Regions from separate parts of the Homo sapiens genome. Here region 2 is linked to region 1. A link is an interaction called in ENCODE POLR2A ChIA-PET data of the cell type or tissue named here. Cell type or tissue: PC-3. All regions are shown on one strand.

The links. ChIA-PET counts read pairs that join two places held together with the same protein. Peaks named below come from ENCODE experiments on the same cell type or tissue, not always from the same donor. Only the 100,000 strongest peaks of a DNase experiment are listed, where the experiment ranks them.
Region 2: POLR2A ChIA-PET joins it to region 1 with 5 read pairs; 3 of 35 experiments call an interaction of 5 or more read pairs at or near these places.

Annotation. Positions count from the first base shown.
Region 1 is chr7:66,048,780-66,053,779 of GRCh38, forward strand. No RefSeq gene overlaps it. Among named protein-coding and RNA genes, the nearest start is that of ASL, 25 kb to the right of the region's middle. RefSeq lists a silencer at 3,042-3,220. In PC-3, no CTCF peak of the experiment used is centred here; a DNase peak (open chromatin) is centred at 2,442.
Region 2 is chr7:66,406,700-66,411,699 of GRCh38, forward strand. It overlaps the pseudogene GTF2IP9. Among named protein-coding and RNA genes, the nearest start is that of LINC00174, 8.8 kb to the left of the region's middle. In PC-3, no CTCF peak of the experiment used is centred here; no DNase peak of the experiment used is centred here.

The DNA.
Region 1 (5,000 bases):
AGGAGGTGGAGTTTGCAGTGACCTGAGATTGCGCCACTGCACTCCAGCCTAGGCGACACACACACACACACAAAAGTAAAGAGAAAAAGAGAAATACCTGAGACTAGGTAATTTATAAAGAAAGATTGTTTAATTAGCCTACAGTTCCAACGGCTCTAGAGGAAGCATGGCAGCATCTGCTTCTGGGGAGGCCTCAGGGATCTTCTACTCATGGCGGAAGGCAAGGGGGAGCAGGAGCAAGAGAGGAGGGGAGGAGCTACATACTTTTTTGTTATTATTTTATTTCTCTATTTTCTTTGAGACGGAGTCTCCCTCTGTCACCCAGGCTAGAGTGCAGTTGCACGATCTCGGCTCACTGCAACCTCCACCTCCCAGGTTCAAGCGATTCTCCTGCCTCAGCCTCCTGATGGACTGGGATTACAAGCGTGCACCACCACACCCAGCTAATTTTTGGTAGAGACAGGATTTCACCATGTTGGCCAGGCTAGTCTCGAACTCCTGACCTCATGATCTGCCTGCCTTAGCCCCCCAAAGTGCTGGGATTACAGACGTAAGCCACCACGCCTGGCCTTATTTAATTTTTTTGAGACCGAGTCTCACTCCAGCCCAGGCTGGAGTGCAATGGCGCAATCTTGACTCACTGCAACCTTCACCTCCTGGGTTCAAGTGGCTCTCCTGTCTCAGCCTCCCGAGTAGCTGGGATTACAGGCACGCACAAGCACACCCGGCTAATTTTTGTATATTTAGTAGAGACAGGGTTTTACCATGTTGGCCAGGCTGGTCTCCAACTCCTGGCCTCAGGTGATCTGCCCACCCCGGCCTCCCAAAGTGCTGGGATTACAGGCATCAGCCACCATGCCCAGCCGAAGCTACACACTTTTAAACAGCTAGGTGTCGTGAAAACTCACTCATTATTGCAAGAACAGCACCAAAGGGATGGTGCTATACCATTCATGAGAACTTCGCCCCCATGATCCAATGACCTCCCACCAGGCCCCATCTCCAGCACTGGAGATTACAATTCGACATGAGATTTGTGTGGGGACACAGATCTAAACCATATCGACTCCTAATCCAGTGGTCCCCAACCTTTTTGGCACCAGGAACTTGTTTTGTGGAAGACAGTTTTTCCACTGACTAGGAGGCAGGGAGGTTTCAGGATGGTTTAAGCACATTACATTAAACGTGCACTTTATTTCTATTATGATTACATTGTAATAGATAATGAAATAATTATACAACTCACCATCATGTAGAATCAGTGGGAGCCCTGAGCTTGTTTTCCTGCAACTAGACAGCCCCATCTGGGGGTGATGGGAGATAGTGACAGATCATCAGACATTAGATTCTCATAAAGAGCCCACAACCTAGATCCCGTGCATGCGCTGTTCACAATAGGGTTTACGCTCCTATGAGAATCTAATGCTGCCACTGATCTGACAGGAGGCAAAGCTCATGTGGGAGTGTGAGCAATGGGGAGCTGCTGTAAATACAGAAGAAGCTTTGCTCGCTCGACTACCACTCACCTCTTGCTGTGCGACATGGTTCGTAGCAAGCCACAGACTAGTACTGGTTTGTGGTTCAAGGTTTGGGGACCCTTCTTCTAACCTATAAAATTTTAAGACAATAAATTTGTGGGGTTTTGTGCAGCAGTTTGTTACTGCAGTAAGAGAAAATCAGTACATTCCCGTATATATCTGTTGTTCTGTGCAGTCTGTCTCCTGCTCACTCAGGGTCCAAGGTTACAAAATGCTGCTTCTCCAGGTCCGTCCCCACCTTTTCTGCAGGAGGCTGAGTACCTCTCAGATACCTCCTAGATAGATCCAGGTGTCTCAAAGTATGATATGCACACACACACACACACACACACACGCATGCACGAGCACCCCCAGAGTCTGTGCCCCCAATGGTGGCTGCCACCAGCCTCTGCAGTAGGGGCTGCTATCTTGCTGCGGCAGGCCAGGCTGCTGTTATTCCTGCGCCCTGAGGCATGGCCTCCTGCCTGACACGATTTCTGCAGATGCCTTGAGATGCTTTAATTTATTATTATCTTCATTCTCTGGCTGCTGGAGTCCATGGGGCCTTGTAGGGGGACAATCAGAGTGACAGTCACAGTGTCCCACTCAGGACTGCCCCTTGGACCTTCCAACCAAGCAGGAACCTTAACTCTGCCTTAACTTCCTTGGGAGGAAGGACTGTGTCCTGGAGGCTCCATGGTCCTGAGGGGGCCTGCTCTCCACTCCCAACCCAGCCCTCCAGGCAGGCCTGTCTCCTGGGGCCTCTGCTGTAGGCTTTTTCCCATAAACATACACAGTCCCCAGAAAAGTGCTTGAGATAGTGCTTGGCGCTTAGTAAACACTGCATAAGAATGCTTATTGGCCAGATGCCATGCCTATGCCTGTCACCCCAGCACTTTGGAAGGCCAAAGTGGGAGGATTGCCTAAGCCCAGGAATTCAAGACCAGATGGTGCAACACAGTGAGACCATGTCTCTACAAAAAATTAGCCAGGCAGGGTGGCATGTGCCTGTAGTCCCAGCTATTCAGTAGGCTGAGGCGGAAGAACCACCTGAGCCTTAAGGTTTGAGGTTACAGTGAGCAACACTGCACTCCAGTCTGGGTGACAGAGGGAGATACTGTCTCTTTAAAAAAAAGAAAAAGAAAAGGCCGGGCGCCATGGCTCACGCCTGTAATCCTACCACTATGGGAGGCCTAGGCAGGCAGATTGCCTAAGCTCAGGAGTTCGAGACCAGCCTGAGCAACACAGTGAAACCCCATCTCTACTAAAATACAAAAAAAAAAAAAAAAAAAAAAAAAAGGGGCCAGGCGTAGTGCCCGAGCATTTTGGGAGGCCGAGCCAGGTGGATCACCTGAGGTCAGGAGTTTGAGACAAACCTGAACAACATAGTGAAACCTTGTCTCTACTGAAAATGCAAAAATTAGCTGGGCGTGGTGGCACTTGCCTGTAATCCCAGCTACTCAGGAGGCTGAGGCAGAAGAATCACTTGAACCTGGGAGGTGGAGGCTGCAGTGAGCTGAGATCATGCCACTGCACTCCAGCCTGGGTGACAGAGCAAGACTCCATCTCAAAAAAAAAAAAAAAAAAAAAAAAAATTACAGTGGCTCACGCCTGTAATCACAGCACTTTGGGAGGCCAAAGTGGGCGGATCACCTGAGGTCAGGAGTTCGACACCAGCCTTGCTAACATGGTGAAACCCCCGTTTTACTAAAAATACAGAAAATTAGCAGGGCATGGTGGCTTATGCCTATAATCCCAGCTACTCGGGAGGCTGAGGCAGGAGAATCACTTGAACCCAGAAGGTGGAGGTTGCAGTGAGCTGAAATTGTGCCACTGCATTCCAGCTTGGGCAACAAGAGTGAACCTCCATCTCAAAAAAAAAAAAAGTGCTTATTAATAAATCCCGGCCGGACACAGTGGCTCACACCTGTAATCCCAGCACTTTGGGAGCCCAGGGCGAGCAGATCACCAGAGGTCAGGAGTTTGAGACCAACCTGGCCAACATGGTGAAACCCCATCTCTGCTAAAAATACAAAAAATAGTCAGGTGTGGTGGTGGTTTCCTGTAATCCCAGCTACTTGGGAGGCTGAGGCAGGAGAATCACTTGAACCTGGGAGGTGGAGGTTGCAGTGACCCGAGACTGTGCTTCTGCACTCCAGCCTGGGTGACAGAGCAACACTATGTCTCAAAACAAAACAAAAACAAAACAAAACAAAAACCCTTTATATTTTAGTCTAGTATAATTTCTGTAGCACAGGGATTAAGAAAACAAGTCCTGGCCAGGTGGGTGGCTCACACGTGTAATCCCAGCACTGTGGGAGGCCAGGGCGGGCAGGTCACCTGAGGTCAGGAGTTCAAGACCAGCCTGGCCAACATGGTGACATCCCGTGTCTACCAAAAATACAAACATTAGCTGGGCGTGGGGGTAGGAGTCTGTAATCCCAGCTACACAGGAAGCTGAGGTACGAAAATTCCTTGAACCTGGGAAACAGAGGCTGCAGTGAGTTGAGATCACACCACTGCACTCCAGCCTGGGTGACAGAGCGAAACTCTGTCTCCAAAAAAAGAAAAAAAAAGAAAAGAAAAAAGAAATAAATAAACAAAAAGAAATTGACACTTTCGGTCATAAAGCTTGAAACTTACATTTTATTTTACCTGAGTTCCTTCCTCAGGAAAGGATCCCCAGGCCTCTCAAAGTTTATCAAAGAACTGAAACTCACCAGGTCATGGCATCCTGACAATGAGACTCCGGACCCCTCATTCATCATGATTGCTTCCTTACCCCTCCTGAGTTCCTGTATTCCCACACATAGTTGCATTTCTTCCCTGCTGTATAAACCCCTAATTTTAGTAGTCAGGGAGATGGATTTGAGACTGATCTCCCATCTCCTCAGCTGCAGCACCCAATTAAAATCTTCCTTGGCAATAATCACTGTCTCAATGATTGGCTTTCTGTGCGGCCAACAGCTGGAGCTAGGCTGAACTCTACTGCTTTGGTAACACTAAAAGAATGAAATGTGATCATACACACACAGTGGTTCTAAAACATGTCTGCTAATTTCTTTTTTTTGAGACGGAGTCTCTCTCTGTCACCCAGGCTGGAGTGCAGTGGTGTGATCTTGGCTCGCCACAACCTCCACCTCTTGGGGTTGAAGCGATTCTCCTGCCTCAGTCTCCCGACTGGCTGGGATTACAGGCGCCCACCACCAAGCCCAGCTAATTTTTGTATTTTTAGTAGAGACAGGGGTTTCACCATGTTGCTCAGGCTGGTCTCAAACTCCTGACCTTGTGATCCGCCCACCTTGGCCTCCTAAAGTGCTGGGATTACAGGCGTGAGCCATCGCGCCCAGCCCATGTCTGCAAATTCTCTGACACCCCTCATGGAGTGGAGTCTAATTCCTCCTCACCTTGAACATGGTCTGGCTTTCGTGACTCACTTCCTTTTCTTTTGAGACAGTATCTCACTCTGTTTCCCAGGCTGGA
Region 2 (5,000 bases), 360 kb after region 1:
CGAGACTTTCATCTCCAAATAAAAAAGAATGATCCTAACGCAGTTATTTCCTTTTGCAATTATGAGGAGATGGAAGAAATACCCATATTTGATGGTTGGTTGGGAACTGTCTTTGGTATTGTATGAAGTATTTTAATACTGTGAACATGAAAAGATGAGAACCCTGCAGACCCCGTGGGCATGGAGAGAAGGAAGTACATTAGAGGGTGTCGTAGGAAATACTTTGATTCCAGGCACTGCTGTTTAAACCACCCCTCAACTTCCTTTCCTTAAAAGAATAAAAAAAAAAAAAGCAGACAAAAGATGAAACATTCCATGTGACCCTCTGCACCCTTATTTGTTGTAATAAAGGAAAAGCATTTTAGGGATTTTCTTTAGTGCAGTTTATGATGTGATCCATGTTATTTACTCCCTGTTAATAATTTTCAAAATTTCAATTAAAGACATTCAGAAATTTAGCTTTATCACAGGCAGCTGTTCACAGGTAAAACTAGTTTGGTTACCTTCATCTGTATAAACATGAAGCTAGTGAATTGACATAACTATTAAACTGGAGAATTAACAGAAACATGGCAAGGACTGGCCCTTACCTTCCACAGTGACCTCAATTTCAGGAACCTTTTCATTACTCTCAGGGCTTCGTGGTCTTTTTAGAAACTGCGAAGCTGTAAAATAGAGCACAGAATTACTTTAGTATATTGTAGAAAAAAATACAGAAGGAGATGCTTTATAAGAGCAGAGCATTAAAATTCTTTCAGTTTGACTCTTTTCAAAGAAACCTGCAGAATTAAACTTGTAGTGTAATCCTCCACAGGGGGCTCAACAAAGCCATGGAAACATGAGTGAAGTGGGATTGCAAATGTGACACTTCCAACAAAATTTTTTTAAAGAAAAAGAAGTCCATTAAATAAAATACCTTAAAAAGGCAAGAAACTAACTGCAAGTCCCACAAAGATAGTGGACAATGATTCTGTGTGATTTAAAAAATGCTGATATAGAGTGTCTTAATGCAGTGAAATATAATACGAAATACAGGTAATCTCTTACCTTTAGTGTTTATTTTATTAGCCACTCCAGGAGGTAACTAGGAAATAACTAGTTCAGGTCTAGAAAGAAACTTACTTTTTACCAACAATGGTGGCCTCACAGCTAGTAAAACGGTTGTGATATGACCAGGGTTTTTTCCTAAAGCTGATCACAGAGTCATCCTGTAATGTCACAATAATTCCTATCATTGTGGATGAAAACCCTGACTTTTCCTTCCTATGACTGGCAAGTAATTGTCTGAAGAGTAAATTACTTCTTTCATGAAAAAGAAAATTAACACTAGTGTACTTTCTTCAGCCACTAAAGTTCTGCAGAAATGCAGATATAATAAGAAAAACTCAATCATCAGGCCAGGCATGGTGGCTCACACCTGCAGTCCCCATACTTTGGGAGGCTGAGGTGGGTGGGTCACCTGAGGTCAGGAGTTTGAGACCGGCCCGACCAACGTGGTGAAACATCATCTCTACGAAAAATACAAAAATTAGTCGGGCATGGTGGTGCATGCCTGTTATCCCAGCTACTTCAGAGGCTGAGGCAGGAGAATCACTTGAACCTGGGAGGCAGAGGTTGCAGTGAGTGGAGATCGCGCCATTGCGCTGCAGCCTGGGCAACAAGAGTGAAACTCTGTCTCAGAAAAAGGAGAAGAAACTCAATCATCAATATTTACTTGCTAATAAGATTGACCCAGGAATAACAGAGCAGAAAAAACCCAGCAGATTAAACTTCATTCAAGTACTTAGGTATAGTGCATGCCACCACAGTGTGTCTGAACATCGTGGAGGCAGCGGTCACTATTCTTGCACTGATGAAGATGACTGAGTACGGGATGGGGAATGGCAGGGGCAATGGAGAGTGCCAGGACTGTGGCTCAGAGCCAGGCTTTTCCATCAAGGACTTACAGCCACACCTGTCACCTCTAGCTAGAAAAACGTTTTAGTAGAAATGTCATTTTATTGTTTTAATTCCAGAAATGACGACAGTGGCAAATAAAACTTACTTTTTATTGTTGTTGTTGTTGTTGAGGCAGAGTCTCGCTCTGTCACTCAGGCTGGAGTGCAGTGTTGTGATCTTGGCTCACTGCAGCCTCTGCCTCCCAGGTTCAAGTGATTCTCCTGCTTCAGCCTCCCAAGTAGCTGGGATCACAGGTGCCCGCCCCCATGCTCACCTAATTCTTTGTATTTTTAGTGGATACAGGGTTTTCCCATGTCTGCCAGGCTGGTCTCGAACTCCGGACCTCAGGTGATCTGCCCGCCTCAGCCTCCCAAAGTTCTGGGATTACAGACATGAGCCACCACACCTGGCCTAAAACTTACTTTTTACCAACAGACTTGATGTTATTACTCCCACGGACGATCCTTTTAAGTCATGGAATTCCAAACCAGGAGGGCTTCAAAAGGGAATCCTGTCTGGCAAACCTTCTAAACATACAGGAACTCGGGGTTTGATTCAAACACAGGATATGGTTCTTTTACTGCCTCAGTGAGTCCAAGAGCTTAAGCTGAAAGAGAACATAATTTGTGAAAAATAAAATTTGACACAGACATTCTTTTATTTTTATCTGCATTCTCAAGTACATTATGGACAAGTTCCCTACAATCAAGCAATATTCACTTCATATTGAAGGCATTTTGCTTAGGATATTGGGCACATCTGAAGAACAAGCCTAAAAATTAAGTACTTTTGGGAGGAACATTTTAACCCTTTCACTCAAAAGAAGAGTTATGTTAGTAGCCAAAATGACCTCTGTGTTCTAAGCAGAAATGACCGAAGGCCATTCCACACACCAGTGGCCCTCGGCAGCCTTTGCATTCCATCAAGAGTCAGGGTAGCTGTTCAAAGACAGGTGGTGTCTATGATGCAACTAAGCAGCACTCAGTAAGTTCATGTCATCAGACACACAGTAGACAGGATTCCTGACAAGAGACAGGAAACATCAGCACCAGGTATTGAAATAATGGACAGGAATGCCCCAGGAATGCTGTGAGTGCTCCCCAGTCCTTACTTCCTTCTCCATGACAGATACACCTAAAACTGAAACATACTTTCTTGCTGAGCCTGTTCAGAATCGTTCAAGACAGCACTCCAGGAAACCTCTGTCAACAAATCTAAGTATTTGCCACACGTGTTAGCCAGATTTGAAGTACAGACAGTGGAATGACACTTATCCCAACGCCTCCCTTCCTCTCCCATCCTGACACATGAGAAAGCTGAATCCAAGAGAAATGAAGTCACCTGCTTGGTTTCGATAGCAAGTGTAGTAGTAAAAATAAACCAAAGCCCAGTTTCTGGGACCTTCCTTTTTTAGGTCCTAAACTTCTATAATTCATTCAGACATAACCCTTTACTGATACGTTATCAAATTAAAGACCAACAACAGGTGAAGGACTATGAGTCCCTTCATGTTCATATGAAAGGGCAAGACTCTTATCTCCAAAAAATAAAAAATAAAAAAATATTTCAATTTAAAAAAATAGTGTGATGGTCTTTGGCAATGTTTAAATAGAAAAGAAGAGTATCACTTTCAAATAAGCTGACACTTTCTGAACATGTAATAACCAGGGTCACAGAATCACAGAGGCCAGTGAGAAGACTAAAAAGTACCCCTGTGAGCCCCAGTGATACATACACCACCAGGAAAATTTCCTGTTCCTGTCGCTCCAACGAATCCACAGCAACATAATGTCGGCAAGTGACATGATCTGCCTCCCCTACCTCCAGGCAGCCACAGGGAAAGTGGAGAGCAAAGGGACCATTCCCTGTGTCACTGATAAATGAGGCTCAATGGGAAACACGAAGCATGAGGGGCACCCAAAGTTAGATGACAAGTTCAGTATCTCCCCTTTGTCTTCCTGCTTCAGGTATTATCTGCATCTTCTCTTTTCATGATAAGGAAAGAAGCAGCAATAGCAATAGCGTGTCTAAATGTGGGACTACCCATCGAGCATCATGGAACTTAATATAGAAGTTTATACAACCCTGAGAGCTTTCAGAACCTGGTGTCCTAACATGTACATCCAAGTTTTCTAAAGCTCTTGACCAGGCAGTAGACTATGAGCCCCCAGGAGTTCACGCAGGTTTTCTAGGATCTTCACACTGCTAACCACAGTCATGGCAACGCCTTCATTGCCTTTTTAAACAATTGTTTTCCCAATTGTCCCCTTAAAATTGGGCAGTTTAGGCTGGGCACGGTGGCTCACGCCTGTAATCCCAGCACTCTGGGAGGCCAAGGTGGGCAGATCACATGAGGTAAGGCGTTTCAGCCTGGCCAACATGGTAAAACCCTGTCTCTACTATGAAATACAAAAATTAGCTGAGCATGGTGGTGGATGCCTATAATCCCAGCTACTCAGGAGGCTGAGGTATGAGGTATAAGAATCCCTCGAACCCAGAAGGTGGAGGTTACAGTGAGCTGAGATAGTACCAGTGCACTACAGCCTGGGCAACAGGAGTGAAACTCCATTACACACACACAAAAAAGAAGCAGGCCCAAATATATATTTTTTTTGAGACGGAGTCTTGCTTTGTTGCCCAGGCTGGAGTGCAGTGGCGCGATCTCGGCTCACTGCAAGCTCCGCCTCCTGGGTTCACGCCATTTTCCTGCATCAGCCTCCGGAGAAGCTGGGACTACAGGCTGCCGCCACCACGCCCGGCTAATTTTTTGTATTTTTAGTAGAGACAGGGTTTCACCATGTTAGCCAGGATGGTCTCGATCTCCTGACCTCGTGATCTCCTGACCTCCCACCTCAGCCTCCCAAAGTGCTGGGATTACAGGCATGAGCCACGGCACCCAGCCAGGCCCAAATCTTAAAGTAAAACTTTTAGCATAGAAAATAAGAATTGGTGAGAACTCCATTCCCTGGTTACTTACCCCATAGGCTGAAGAGCTGCCTCTGCCTCTAAGGATCAGGGCATTCTGTTTTTGATGGCAGAATCTAAGTCAGAATGCAGCACAA